Regions from separate parts of the Homo sapiens genome. Here region 2 is linked to region 1. A link is an interaction called in ENCODE POLR2A ChIA-PET data of the cell type or tissue named here. Cell type or tissue: GM12878. All regions are shown on one strand. Region 1 overlaps GATAD2B (GATA zinc finger domain containing 2B). Region 2 overlaps GATAD2B (GATA zinc finger domain containing 2B).

Evidence for each region. ChIA-PET counts read pairs that join two places held together with the same protein. Peaks named below come from ENCODE experiments on the same cell type or tissue, not always from the same donor. Only the 100,000 strongest peaks of a DNase experiment are listed, where the experiment ranks them.
Region 2: POLR2A ChIA-PET joins it to region 1 with 10 read pairs; 13 of 35 experiments call an interaction of 5 or more read pairs at or near these places.

The regions. Positions count from the first base shown.
Region 1 is chr1:153,905,064-153,913,063 of GRCh38, forward strand. The region is part of intron 1 of GATAD2B (GATA zinc finger domain containing 2B); the gene reads right to left. Among named protein-coding and RNA genes, the nearest start is that of GATAD2B, 14 kb to the right of the region's middle. RefSeq lists an enhancer at 1-111. In GM12878, no CTCF peak of the experiment used is centred here; no DNase peak of the experiment used is centred here.
Region 2 is chr1:153,850,767-153,858,766 of GRCh38, forward strand. All of the region lies in intron 1 of GATAD2B (GATA zinc finger domain containing 2B), which reads right to left. It also overlaps the pseudogene LOC645965. Among named protein-coding and RNA genes, the nearest start is that of GATAD2B, 68 kb to the right of the region's middle. In GM12878, no CTCF peak of the experiment used is centred here; a DNase peak (open chromatin) is centred at 3,715; H3K4me3 peaks cover 589 bases; H3K27ac peaks cover 1,860 bases.

The DNA.
Region 1 (8,000 bases):
TCGAACTCCTGACCTCAGGTGATCTGCCTGCCACAGCTTCCCAAAGTGCTGGGGTTACAGGCATGAGCCACTGCACCTGGCCAAGAGCAACACAATACATAAAGAAAAATACCCAGCCTGACCAATATGGTGAAACTCCGTCTCTAATAAAAATACAAACAATTAGCCGGGCGTGGTGGCAGGCGCCCTGTAGTCTCAGCTACTTGGGAGGCTGAGACAGGGAGAATCTCTTGGACCCGGGAGGTGGAGGTTGCAGTGAGCAGAGATCACGCCACCGCACTCCAGCCTGGGTGACAGAGCCTGACTCGGTCTCAAAAAAAATAAGAAAAATACAGTGATTCAAGGGCCTAGGTGAAATAAAAACTATCTATAACTGAGCAGAATCCCATTCAGATTTTTAGCCCAAAGTAAAAAACTATGTGAAAAGAAAAACCCATCCTAAAATTCATATGGCATCTCAAGGAAGCCCAAACAGCCAAAACAATTTTGGAAAAAAAAAAAAAAAAAAAAAAGAACAAAGTCAGACGACTCATTCTTCCTGATTCCAAAACTTACTACGTAACTACAGTAATCAAAACAGTGTGGTAGCCCGGCATAGTGGCACCTGCCTGTAATCCCAGCTACTCGGGAGGCTGAAGCAGGAAAACTGCTTGAGCCCAGGAGTTTGAAACCATGCCTGGGCAACATAGCAAGAACCAGTCTCTCAAACAAAAAAAAAAAAAGCCGGGTGCAGTGGCTCACGCCTGTAATCCCAGCACTTTGGGAGGCCGAGGTGGGCAGATCACCTGAGGTCAAGAGTTCGAGACCAGCCTGGCCAACATGGTGAAACCCTACCTCTACTAAAAATACAAAAATTAGCTGGGTGTGGTGGCATACATCTGTAATCTCAGCTACTAGGGAGGCTGAGACAGGAGAATCGCTTGAAACTGGGAGTCGGAGGTTGCACTGGGCCGAGATCACGCCACTGCACTCCAGCCTGGTGACAGAGGGAGGTTCCCTCTCAAAAAAAAAAAAAAAAGCTCCCCTCCCCCGCACCCCACACACACACACACAAAACAGTGTGGGGCCAGGCGTGGTGGCTCATACCTGTAGTCTCAGCACTTGGAGAGCCAGAGGCTCTCTTGATCTCACTTGATTTGAGGTCAGGAGTTCGAGACCAGCCTGGCCAATATGGTGAAACCCCATCTCTACTAAAAAATACAAAAATTAGCCAGGTGTGGTGGCGTGTGCCTGTAGTTCCAGCCACTCGGGAGGCTGAAGCAGGAGAATCACTTGAATCTGGGAGGCAGAGGTTGCAGTGAACCAAGATTGTGCCACTGCACTCCAGCCTGGGCGACAGAGCCAGACTCTGTCTTAACAACAAAAAATTAACACAAAATATTGTTCTTTTACAAGTTGCTGTAACACATTTACAGCAATACAAAAATGATACAATACAAAAAGTAAATTTAAAAAAATGAGAAAAAACACAAAATAAATGAAAGACTAAACAGAAGAGCTAACACTCTTAGATGCTTCATGATGTTGGACTTGACAATGATTTATTAGACACCAAAAGCACAGGCAAAAAAGGAAAAAAAAACAACAGATAAACTGGACTTCATCAAAATTAAATTTTTTGTGCATCAAAGGACACTACAGAGTGAAAGGGCAACCCACTGAATGAGAATCATATATGTGGATAATGGATTAAAATCCAGAATATACAAAGAACTCCTACAACTTAGAAACAAAAACAACAACAAAAACCCAATTAAAAACTAAGCAAAGGATCTGAATAGACATGTCTCCAAAGGAAATATACGAATAGCCAATAAGCACCTGAAAAGATGATCAACATCACTAATCTTAGGGAATTACAAATCAAAACCACAATGAGACAGCACCTCACATCCACTAGAATTCCTATTCAAAAACAAACAAACAAAAAATAATAACAAGTGTTGGCAGGGACGTGGAGGGACTGGAACCTTTGTGCATTGCTGACAGAAATGTAAATGATACAGTTACTGTGGAAAACTGTAACAATTACTCAAAAACCGAATTATCATGAATTATCATGATCTAACAATTTCAATTCTGGATATATATCCTATACGCAAAACAATCGAAAGCAGGGACTCAAGCAGATATCTGCCCAGTCATGTTCACAGCAGCCTTGTTTGCAACAGCCGAAGGCGGAAACAATCCAGATATCCACCAACCGATGAATGGATAAACAAAATGAGATATTTACATACAAAGGAATATTATTCAGCCTTAAAAAATGAAATTCTGATACATGCTACAACATGGATAAATCATGAAGATATTTTCAGTGTAATAAGCCAGACACAAAAGGACAAATGTGGTATGATTCCATTTATATGAAGTACCTGAAGTAGTCAAATTTATAGAAACAAAGTAGAATGGTGACTGCCAGGAACTGCGGAGAGGGGAGAATGGGAGTTATAGTTCAATATATACAAAGTTTCAGTTTGGGAAGATGAAGAAGTTCTGGAGATTAATGCTGGTGTTGGTTACACAACATCAATGTATTTAATGCCACTAAACTGTATACTTTAAAAGGGTAAATTTTTTTTTTTTTTTTTTTGAGATGGAGTCTCGCTCTGTCACCCAGGTTGGGATGCAGTGGCGTGAGCTCGGCTCACTGCAACCTCTGCCTCCCAGGTACAAGCAATTCTCCTGTCTCAGCCTCCTGAGTAGCTGGGACTACAAATGCCTGCCACCACACCCAGCTAATTTTTTTTGTGTTGTTTGAGATGGAGTTTTGCTCTGTCACCCAGGCTGGAGTGCAGTGGCATGATCTCGGCTCATTGCAACCTCCGCCTCCTGGGTTCAAGCGATTCTTCTGCCTCAGCCTCCTGAGTAGCTGGGATTACAGGCATGCGCCACCACGTTCAGCTAATTTTTGTATTTTTAGTAGAGACTGGGTTTCACCATGTTGCTAAGACTGATCTTGAACTCCTGACCTCATGATCTGCCTGCCTTGGCCTCCCAAAGTGCTGGGACTACAGGCGTGAGCCATCACGCCCAGCCTAAGATGGTAAATTTTATGTTATGTACATTTTAACACAAACACACACTCACGCACGCACACATCTATGTGCCAGGTTTACCATTATCTTTTTTACAAGAATGACTAACAGGCTGGGTACCATGGCTCATGCCTGTAATCTCACCACTTTGGGAGGCTAAGGTGGGAGGACTGCTTGAGCCTAGGAGTTTGAGACTAGCCTGGGCAACACAGCAAGACCCCATCGCTATAAAATTTTAAAAAATGAAAAGTAAAACATAACTAACATTTACTGGACATTTACAATCTGTCAGGCACAGAGAAGTTAAGTAAAAGATCTTACAACTAACTAAACGGTGGAGCAGAAATTTGAACCCAGGACTTTTTGACACCAGAAACATACTTTTTTTTTTTTTGAGACGGAGTTTCGCTCGTTGCCCAGGCTGGAATCCAATGTCGCAATCTTGCAACCTCCGCCTCCCGGGTTCCAGCGATTCTCCTGCCTCAGCCTTCCCAGTAGCTGGGATTAGAAGCATGTGCCACCACGCCCAGCTAATTTTATGCTTTTAGTAGAAACAGGGATTCTCCATATTGATCAGGCTGGTCTTGAACTCCTGACCTCAGGTGATCCGCCCGCCTGGCCCTCCCAAAGTGCTGGGATTACAGGTGTGAGCCACCGCACCTGGCCTAGAAACATACTTGGAAAAAAAAAAAAAAAAAAAAGAAAGAAAGAAAGAAACAAGGTTGTGTTTTATCCCCAAGGCTGGAACACAGTGGTGCAATCCTAGGTCACTGCAGCCTCTAACTCCTAAGCTCAAGCAATTCTCCTGCCTCAGCCTCCCAAAGTGCTCTGGAACACGGATTACATCTCAGCACTTTAGGAGGCCGAGGTAGGAGGACTGCTTGAGCCCAAGAGTTCGAGACCTGCCTGGACAACACAGCGAGATTCCCATCCCCACAAAATTTATTTTAAAAATTAGCTGGGTATGGTGGCATGTGCCTGTGGTCTCAGCTACTTGGGAGACTAAGGCGCAAGAATCACTTGAGCCCAGGAAGTGAGGGCTGTAGTGAGCCATGATCACACAACTGCATTCCAGCCTGGGCAAGAGAGCAAAATCTTGTCTCATTAAAAATAATTTTTTTTTCTTTTTTGACACGGAGTCTTGCTCTGTCGCCCAGGCTGGAGTACAGTGGCGCAATCTGGGCTCACTGCAACCTCCGCCTCCTGGGTTCACGCCATTCTCCTGCCTCAGCCTCCCGAGTAGCTGGGACTACAGGCGCCCACCACCATGACGACTAATTTTTTGTATTTTTAGTAGAGATGGGGTTTCACTGTGGTCTCGATCTCCTGACCTCATGATCCACCCGCCTTGGCCTCCTAAAGTGCTGGGATTACAGGCGTGAGCCACCATGCCCGGCCACATTAAAAATAATTTTTAAGGCCAGGCACGATGGCTCATGCCTGTAATCACAGCACTTTGGGAAGCCACGGCAGGCAGATCACAAGTCAAAAGATCAAGACCATCCTGGCCAACATGGTGAAACCTGTCTCTATTAAAAATACAAAATTTGGCCAGGCGTGGTAGCTCAAGCCTATAATCCCAGCACTTTGGGAGACTGAGGGGGCGGGGGGGCAGATCACAAGGTCAGGAGTTCGAGACCAGCCTGGCCAACATGGTGAAACCCCACCTTTACTAAAAATACAAAAAAAAAAAAAAATTAGCTGGGTGTGGTGGCACACACCTGTAATCCCAGTTACTTGGGAGGCTGAGGCAGGAGAATCGCCTGAACCTGGGAGGCAGAGGTTGCAGTCAGCCGAGATGATGCCACTGCACTCCAGCCTGGGCAACAGAGCAAGACTCCATCTCAAAAAAAAAAAAAAAAAATTAGCTGGGCATGGTGGCGCATGCCTGTAGTTCCAGCCACTCAGGAGGCTGAGGCAGGCGAATTGCTTGAACCTAAGAGGCAGAGGTTGCAGTGAGCCAAGAATGCGCCACTGTACTCCAGCCTGGCAACAGAGTGAGACTCCGTCTCAAAATAATAATAATAATAATAATTTTTTAAAAAGTAATGTTATATGTATAGATATGTAAGCTTTCTAAAATACTGCCTAAAAATAAACAAGGAATTCATGGTGAATTGGTAAGCTACTAGTGATTTTCACACACAGATTAGAAGACCACTTGCCAAGCATGTACATTCCCCAACTTACAATGGCTCAACTTAAAATTTTTCGACTTTACGATGGTGTGAAGGTGATACACATTCAGTAGAAACTGTACTTCAAGTACACATACAACCATTCTGGTTTACACCTTTGGTATAATATTCAATAAATTACATAAGATATCCAACACTTTATTACAAAATAGGCTTTGGGCTGGGCGCAGTGGCTCATCCCTATAATCCCAGCACTTTGGGAGGCCAAGGTGGGTGGATCACCTGAGGTCAGGAGTTCAAGACCAGCCTGGCCGACATGGTGAATCCCCATTTCTACTAAAAATACAAAAATTAGCCAGACGTGGTGGCGAGCACCTGTAATTCCAGCTACTCAGGAGGCTGAGGCAGAAGAATCACTTGAACCCAGGAGGCAGAGGTTGCAGTGAGCCAAGACTGCGCCACTGTGCTCTAGCCTGGGTGACAGAGCAAGACTCTGTGTCAAAATAAATAAATAAATACAATAAATAAATAAATAAAATAGGCTTTATATTAAATAATTTTGTCCAACTGTAAGCTAATGTAAGCATTTCGAACACATTTAAGGTAAGCTAGGCTAAGCTATGACGTTTAGTAGGTTAGCTGTATTAAATGCATTTCTGACTTAGGCTATTTTCAACTTACAATAAGTTTACAGGGACATAACCTCATCGTAAATCAAAGAGCATCTGTATATAGTACAATAAAAGGTGTTCCCTACAGGTGAGAAGGTAGAGAAATATATCTCTAAAATATTTCGGTTCACAGAAGCTTTAAGAGTATCAGTGAGAAATTCAAGCATATTCTCTGGAACACAGATGTTCCAGGGAATAAAGTGAAAAAAGAGCAAAAGCTATTCTAGTTTAACCAAAGGAGAAAAGCTTTCAAGAAATTAAATGAAAAATATCCACTAAAAGTACCACCAATACTATTTGCTCATATCCAGCCACAAAAATTCAATTTATACACAACACTGAGAATGGTTGGTTTTTTTTAAAGAAAGACAGAGAGCAAGAGGAGAGAATGAGAGAGATACACATACACACAAATCAACAAAGTCTTCACAATAACCAACAAAAGAAAGAGCTAATGTGACACAGTTTAGGCAGCTCATTAAAGATTTACTAAGCAGTGCATCAACAAAATTAACAACAGAATTAAAAATGCACAACTTCCGGGCCAAGTGTGGTGGCTCACACCTGTAATCCCAGCACTTTGGGAGGCCGAGGCGGGTGGATCGCCTGAGGTCAGGAGTTCGCGACCAGCCTGACCAACATGGTGAAACCCTGTCTCTACCAAAAATACAAAAAATCAGCCGGGCATGGTGGTAGGCGCCTGTAATCCCAGCTACTCGGGAGGCTGAGGCAGGAGATTCACTTGAACTCGGGAGGCGGAGGTTGCAGTGAGCAGAGATCGCGCCACTGCACTCCAGCCTGGGCAACAAGAGTGAAACTCCATCTCAAAAAAAAACAAAAAACAAAAAAAACAAAGCCAACTTCCAAAGCCTTCTTCACTCAATTTATAAACCTATAAAATAATGGGTAAAAATCTCACTGTCCTCCTCTAATACCTCCGTGCACCATAACAGTATCCTTTATTCATCAGTCCTTTTATACCCTCAACACAACTGAATCTAGAACACAACACAAAAGTCACACATAAGCTACATTTTAATTTTTCTATTTTGATAAAACTTTATCATATTCTATTTTACTCTCCCTGTAATTATCAAGTATTCGCGGAGCCAGAATAGAAAGTTTAATTTGGAAATTAAAAATGCCCAGATTCTAACCTTAGTTATACTCTTCGGTGATATCTACCCAATATATTTGACAAAGTTAGGAACTTACAGTATAATATTAGGTAGATTTAAAGGCTTTCATAGTACAAAGTCATGCAACAATCAAAATGTTCATAAAGGGTGGTACCTATATATGTAAATTCATGAGTTCTCAAAAGAAATTGAAGAATTTTTTTTTCTTCACCAGCTCAGTTACAACTATCTTCCTGGGAATGCACTGAAGGTGAAGGCTAAGTTGGTTGACACAGCAAGAATCCGTCTCAAAATAAATAAATAAGCAAAACTTTCAAATTCTCTATACACTCAGGTGAGAAACTGAGAATTACTATCTGAATTATAAAATAAGAGAATGACACAGTAACACATAAATTTATGCATGGACACTTATTAAAGGCCAAACTGTAGTGCACAGAAAGAATGTCATGCTATTCACACCAAATTTCACAGAACCTAACGGTGCAATACTTCAAAGGTCTTCTGGCCAACCTGTCCACGGCAGTAGCAATACATGTGACCAACTGTTTCAATCCTTTTGATGGCAACACATCAATCTAGCCATGTAAATGTTAAAGAGTGATTGGAAAACCACCCCTCCTTAAAAAATGTTACCCTATTGAGCAAATTTTTTCAATTTCTTTACTGGTAGATTAAAATTTCACACTGCTAGATAAAAAGTTTGGAATCTAGGAGTGAACATCATTCAGATAACCTTTACGCCTTTATAAGACAGGACAGGCTGGGCACAGTGGCTCACACCTCTAATCCCAGCACTTTGGGAGGTCGAGGCAGGCGGATCACCTGAGGTCAGGAGTTCAAGACCAGCCTGGCCAACATGGTGAAACCCTGTCTCTACTAAAAATACAAAAATTAGCCAGGCGTGGTGGAGGGCACCTCCCAGCTATACGGGAGACTGAGGCAGGAGAATTGCTTGAACCCGGGAGGTAGAGGTTGCAGTGAGCCAAGATCACGATACTGCACTCCAGCCTG
Region 2 (8,000 bases), 54 kb before region 1:
AAAAATTAGCCAGGCGTGGTGGTGTGCGCCTATAATCTCAGCTACTCAGGAGGCTGCGGCAGGAGAATCGCTTGAACCTAGGAGGCGGAGGTTGCAGTGAGCCGGGAACGCGCCACTACACTACAGCCTGGGTGACAGAGCAAGACTCCACCTCAAAAAAAAAAAAGTTTTTTTTTGTTTTATTGTGGTAAAAACACTTAACACAAGATCTACCCTCTTAACAAATTTTCAAGTGTACAATACATTAATGTTGACTATAGGTACAGTGTTGTATGGCAGATCTCTAGAGCTTTTTCCCGTTTGACATTAATTTTACATACATTGTTTAGCAACTCCCCAATTTCTCCTCCCCCTCAGCCTTTGGCAACCACCATTTGACTCTGTCAACCTATGAATCTGACTAGATACCTCACATAAGTAGACTCACATAGTTATTTATCTTTCTGTGACTGTATTATTTCCCTTAGCATAATGTCCTCAAGCTTCATCCATGTTGTCACTCTTTGGGATCCTGATTTTATTTTGGATAAATATCTAGAAGCATGATTGCTAGACCATCTGGTAGTTCTATATTTAATATGTCAAGGAACCTCCATACTGTTTTCCATAGTGGCCGCTTGTACCATTTTGCATTCCCACCAACAGTGTGCAAGGGTTCCAATTTCTTCACTCCCTTGCCACTTAAAAAAAATAGCCATCTTGACATTGACAGGTGTGAAGTGATGATATTTCATTGTGGTTTTGATGTGTACTTCTCTGATGATTAGCAATGTTGAGCAATTTTTCATATACTTGGCCACTTTTATGTCTTCTTTGGAGAATGTCTATTCAGGTCCTTTGTCCATTTTTTTTTTAATCTTACAGTGAATTATATTGAATTCAAAGGTAGTATTCCTATTTGAGAAATAAAAAACTAAAATCAAGTTGTACAAGCAATCATCATGAGATAAATCAGTAAAGAGGCCTGCTCAGATCATACCAGAGCAGACACCAGTTTCTACCCCAGCCCGCATGAAGATGTTTTTATTCAACACAAACAGTAACAGAGGGTAACACAATGGCCACAGAATGAGAACATAAGTGCACTTGAATTTTTTGTGAGTTCTGGCTAGGCTCTAACAAGCCTAGCATTCTTTTCTTACCAGGTGAACAGAAATCATCTGCTAAAGCCAGAAACTTTAAAGCTCTTAATCCAGCTGGAAATAACTATAATTGAGGGCCTTTTTACTAGCTACTTGCTTCCCAATTTAGGGTTGCCTAGCAGGGTTAATTTCAACATAACGAAAGGTGTTAACTGGCTGGCCGCATCATTCACTGGTGACAGGGGCAAGTTTAATGAGTTTTGTGCTCAGATCGCTGGGCCTCCTGGCTGCTCTTGTCCATCTCTGCACTTTGGTCCTAAGCATTCTGAGACTCAGTCAGTTGAGGGTGAAAGGGACCTACCAGCCAGTTGAGGGGCATGTTGTTAACAAGAAATCCATCAAGTCATCTAAAGATTCCTTCATTTTCTGCAGCTGCCCCTTGCTAGAAGTGGAGGCTGTCAGACACTTCCTCAAAGGAGGCAGCATTGCAGAACACTGAGTAGATGTCGCCTGCCATCACCCTCATATGCTTGGCCTGACCTTGGATGTTCTGTGGTCATCATGGATGTTGGACAGAAGGCCGTGGCATGTGGTCTGGAGCTGCTAAGTCAGGTTGCAGGCAATAGCAAGAGTACGTGACTCGATGTGCTCTGCACAGTGGGACTCATCAGTATCATCGTATCCAATATTCCTTTTCCACTCCACCCATGAGAGCTAGAGCTTATCCTGAGCATCCTGAATTTTCTGATTGGCACTATGCACACTCTTCCTGGCAAATTCAATCAAGTGAACAGAAGAACGGAGCTGAGAAATGGTCTCTTGGCTTTTTTGCTTAGCTTCTTTAACCCTGCTGAGAGCCTGCTCATACGAAGTGAAGCTTGGTAGACAGGGAGTGAAGCTTGGTAGACAGGGATCCCAGTCTAACATAACAACTTGGCTTCTGAACCATATCATATCCTTCAACTTTTTTTGCTTCTTTTTCTAGTTCTTCCCCAGTGAGAGGGAGGTACTGTCCTACCAAGAGCTCTGATTTGGTGAGCGCATGTTCCAAGCCACTGCTCATGAGCTGCATTATCTGACTTCCTAAGCTTGTGTTAATGCTGCCACTGACACAGACTTGGGTCTTCTCCACAGTGCCAGTCACTACCCCTTTGGTCTTGTCCATCAACCCTGTGATGAATCCTTGGCCCCAGTCACAGTAGTCGTCACAGCATCTTTTGCCCCAGTCACAGCACCTTTGGCATTGGCAACAACCTGAGTTGATGGCTGATTCAGAATAGGCAGTCTCTCCTCAATCCTGTCTAGCCCCTTACAGACACGGATATTGGCAACTGCAATTTGCAGCTCTAGCTTCTGGATGATGGGCAGAGCACACTGGTCATGGCCACCGAGGTGATGGTCTTCACACCCTTCCCTGCCATCTCACACACAGACTTCAAGTAGGACACTGGTCCTTTGTACTGACATGGGCTGAGGACATGGGGTCATATGTGGAGCTCATCAAGGGCAGGTTGACCACCCGAGTCATCACACTCAGTTGTGGATCAACTGCAACAGATGCCATTTTTCTTCCTGGAGAAATAAATCAACGGACGGCAGTGAAGCGCCTATTTTTTAATATACATATATTTTTTGCTACTGAGTTGTATGAGTTCCTTACATATGTTGGAGATTAACCCCTTATCAAATATATGGTTCACAAACATTTCCTCACATTTTGTAGATTGCCTTTCCATTCTGCTGTTTGCTGTGCAGAAGCTTTTTAGGTTGATGCAGTTCCACTTGCTTTTGTTGCCTGTGTTTTTGATGTCATATCCACGAAATCATTGCCAAGACCAATGTCATAATGCTTTTTCCCTGTTTTCTTCTTATGAGTTTTATAGTTTCAGGTCTTATGTTTAACTCTTTAATCCATTTTGGGTTGATTTTTGTGTACAGTACAAGATAATTTCATTATTTTGCTGTGGATATCCACTTTTCCCAACAACATTTGTTGGAGGGACTATCCTTGCCCTATTGATCCTTTCCTTATTGTATATTCTTGAGTCCAAACATAAATTTTCAGGAGACATTCCCATCTACCCCCAGCCAGAGCCCAAGCTGAGACACAGAAGTTTCCTTGTTTCCTCAAACTAGTAGATGGAATTTTCTGTGGTCCCTTCCTTTCTCTTGAGTATGAACCTTCAAGGCTCCCTGCTTTATATAGAGATTTGCATTTCTAACTCTGTTCCATACAGGCCTAAGGCTCATGGACATTAAAACGAAGCCTTTAGGCCAGGCACGGTGGCTCACACCTGTAATCCCAGCACTTTGGGAGGCTGAAACGGGCGGATCGTGAGGTCAGGAGATCGAGACCGTCCTGGCTAACATGGTAAAACCCCGTCTCTACTAAAAATACAAAAAAATTAGCTGGGCTTGGTGGTGGGCACCTGTAGTCCCAGCTACTCGGGAGGCTGAGAGAGGAGAATGGTGTGAACCCGGGAGGTGGAGCTTGCAGTGAGCCGAGATCTTGCCACTGCACTCCAGCCTGGGCGACAGAGCAAGACTCCGTCTCAAAAAACAAACAAACAAACAAACAAAAACCAAGCCTTTCAGTAACTGAGACTAGGCAAAGCACCCAGAAATACCACAGCATTAAGTAACATGCATACTGCTCATTTTCAGTTCCTCTTTCATTTGCAGTCCCTGAGAATTTTCCTTAATTCTTTCAGGCTCAACTAGCTATACATTTTTAAAAGTTTGTTTAAAAATTAAAAAATAGTTGTTACATTTCATCCAGCATTACTAGGTGTTTTGTAATGAAATAGCAGAAGTGTTTTAGGTTATATAGTCTATTATACTGCCATTATAAAATATGCTGGTCTGGAAATTTAACATTTATTTTCATAAGAACTAGTTCAGTTCATATAAACAAAATAACTCCACAGACGACTAATTGCAAAAGGAAAAACACATCTTAACAATGGAACAATCTTGCTGTTACCTTACCGTAGGGATCAAACTTTTCACTGCAGGCATTGAGACAATTAACATGGAAACAATCTGACAAATCTACAATGTGGAACATATTTCAAATCAATGAGCACGGTCTCTTCAAAAAAGTTGATATAAAAAAAAAGAGGTGGTGATACAGACTGTTCTAGGTTAAGAGAGACTTACAGACATAATCAAATATAATGTATAATCTTTGATTGAATCTTGGTTTAAACACAGCTACAAAAGATACTATGGGGAACTGGGTAAATTTTCAAATGGACTAAGTATTAAATAATATTAGGGAATTATTATTAATCTTGTTGGTTATAATGGTATTGTGGTTGAATAGGAGATTGTCCGTATTTTTTTGAAACGTAACTGTAGCATTAGCTTTCTTTTTGTTTTTTTTTTTTGTTGTTGTTGTTTTTGAGACAGAGTCTTGCTCTGTTGCCCAGACTGGAGTGCAAGATCTCAGCTCACTGTAACTTCTGCCTCCTGGGCTCAAGTGATTCTCTCACCTCAGCCTCCCGAGTAGCTGGGATTACAGACAGGTGTCCCCACGCCCGGCTAATTTTTGTATTTTTAGTAGAGACAGGGTTTTCCTATGTTGGCCAGGCAGGTCTCAAACTCCTGACCTCTAGTGATCCACCCACCTTCCCCCTCCCAAAGTGCTGGGATTACGGGCGTGAGCCCAGCCTACTATTAGTTTTCTATGGCTGCTATAATAAATTACCACAAATTTAGTGGCTTAAACACAATACAAATTGTATTACCTTTCATTCAGAAAGTCATTAAGTCTAAAATGGGTCTAATTAGGCTAAATTCAAGGTATGAGTATGGCTCCTACTTATTTTATATATTTTTTTTTTACACAGGGTCTGGCTCTGTCACCTGGGCTGGAGTACAGTGGCATGATCTCGGCTCACTGCAACCTCTGCCTCCTGCAGCTCAAGCGATTCTCCCACCTCAGCCTCTGGGACTGGGAGTAGCTGGGACTACAGGTGCGCATCACCACGCCCAGCTAATTTTTGTATTTTTTGTAAAGATGGGTTTTTGCCATGTTGCCCAGGCTGGTCTCGAACTCCTGGCCTCAACTGATTCATCCGCCTTGGCCTCCCAAAGTGCTGGGATTACAGGCATGAGTCACCGTGCCCAGTCAGCTCCTACATTTCTTCTGGAGTCTCTAGAGGAAAATCCATTGTCCTGCTGTTCCCTGCTACAGACAATCTACTCTGCTGGGTTCATGGCCACTTTCCTCATCTTCAAGTATCAGGCCTACTCCTCTGACTGCCAACTCTTTGACACTCTTCTGCCTCCTTTAGGACCCTTATGATTATATTGGCCCACCTGGATAATCTAGAATAATTTCCACATTTTAAGGTCAACTGATTAGCAACCTTAATTCCATCTGCCATCTTAATTCTCTGTTGCCATGAAACGGAACATATTCACAGGTTATGGGGGCTGGAGTATAGACATCTTGGGAGAAGGGGCATTATTTTGCCTACCACAGCAATCTTAAGTATTTAGAGGTGAAAGTCTAAAACTTACTTTGAAGTGGTTTAGAAAAAATGTTTATGCTATATATCAACAGCATATTGGTATGTGCCAAGCAAATATGGCAAAATATTCACTGCTGAACAAGATGGTAGTTACACAGCTGTTGCTCGTACTACTCTATTTTTCTATATGCTTAAATATTTTCAATTTAAAATTTAAAAACTAAAAACATTTAAAACTTTAAGATTAAAAAAATTAAAACAAATAAGCTGAACACAATGGATTCCTTTTTCTAAAAATGTCTACTGAGCACGGTAGCACACACCTGTAATCCCAGCACTTTGGGAAACTGAGGTGGAAGGATCACTTGAGGCCAAGAGTTCAAGATCTGGGCAACATAGCGAGACCCCCATCTCTAATAAATAAACCAACTAACCAAAAAAAAGAAAGAAAGAAAAAAGAATGCCTTTAACTTGACCACTCAGAACTGGAAAGTAATGTGGCAGAACATGGACAGTCCATGACATTTAATTGAGCAGTATGAAATGCAAGTAGCCTAGCCCTCCAGATACTATGGATATGGTTACTTGTTGGCTTGTAAGGGATTAAATTCCTTTTTGCATGCAGATGATAGGGTTTCATCTGAAGACTGAAATGATTATGTTAATCATCACAGCCCTATTTGCCTTGGGGAAAAAACATATCAGATAAGAAACCTGGACTACTATGTCTTCCTTTTGTATGTAAAAAGGAATAAACAGTATGCTTTATAATTCCTTATAAAGCATAACTTAAATATACATATGCATATGCATATATATATATATATATATAAATTGGCCGGGCGCAGTGGCTCACACCAGCAATGCCCAGCACTTTAGGAGGCCAAGGCAGGCGGATCACCTGAGGTCAGGAGTTTGAGACCAGCCTGGCCAACATAGTGAAACCCTGTCTCCACCAAAAATACAAAATTTAGCTGGGTGTGGTGGTGCGCACTTGGAGTCCCAGCTACTCGGGAGGCTGAGGCAGGAAAATCGCTTGAACCCGGGAGGCGGAGGTTGCAGTGAGCCAAGATCGCGCCACTGCACTCTAGCCTGGGCGACAGAGGGAGACTCTCAAATGTGTGTGTGTGTAATTATAACTTGCCTTTGATATAGTGTCCCTTCATAGAAAACGGATGCCCTTTTCTACTGTAGGCACTAATTAAATTAGTGGCACCTGATAAACTTTTCACATTGATAAAATATGTAAAACTTAGTCACTATATTCACTATAGTCCCCTTATCAAGTTAGAAAGTGGGAGGTAAAAAAGGAGAGAGAGATGTCTCTGGAATGGTCCTGGAACATGAGTCCTTAAGATATTTATAATCAAGAAGCGCTGAAATCATCATCCATTCTTACATGTGAAGAAGAGCTCCTTTGTAGTTTGCCTTCTGCCACAGGAGACATCAATCAGCCAGAGGTCCAAGACCTGTTTACCCCTACGTAATGTTTTTTAAAACTCTGAATTAGATAATCCAACAAGACCTTCTTTCTGAAGGCTGGAAGCAATAAGAACTTCCATCTCATTGAAGAGGTCAAGTGAAGATTCTTTTGAAATCATTCAGTTTTGAAGCACCTACCTAGTATTGTAAGAAATACAAATAATTTGACAGTGAATTCAAGGATAATATAGTAACTGGAGAAATCTGGAGATGCAATTGCTCTCAAATAGAGAAGAGGCCCAGTAACAAGAATGTTAAAATGTGGCTGACTTCAAGAATAGGATCAAGGTCTCAAACTAGATAGTTCTGAATTCTTCCCCCTTCCTATAAGGTTGTTCTTTCTTCTGCCTGGTGAGTTATGGGAGAGTGACGGGATATCCTTCCTTCCAATCTAACTTATTTCTCTTCTTATAGTCCATATTTATAATAAAGACATCATCATTCCCTTTATTGAGTTAAAAATCCAGAAATCAGGCTGGGGGCATGGTGGCTTACACCTGTAATCCCAGCACTTTGGGAGGCCAAGGTGGGCAAGAGTTCAAGATCAGCCTGGGCAACATGGCAAAACCCCATGTCTACAAAAAACACGAGTTCAAGACCAGCCTAGGCAACATGGCAAAGCCCCATCTCTACAAAAAATAGAAAAATTAGCCCAGGATGGTGGCATGCACCTGCGGTCCCAGCTACCCAGGAGGCTGAGGTGGGAGGATCGCTTGAGCTCAGGAGGTCAAGGCTGCAGTGAGCCGAGATCATGCCATTGCATTCCAGCCTGGGGAACAGAGCGAGACCATGTCTCATAAACAAAGCCCCGGCTACTCAGGAGGCTGAGGCGTGAGGATCACTTGGGTCTATGTAAAGGCTGAAGTGAGCCATGACTGTATCACTACACTCCAGCCTAGGTGACAAGGCAAGACCCTATCTCCAAAAAAGAAAAGAGAAACAATCAAATTGCATATGT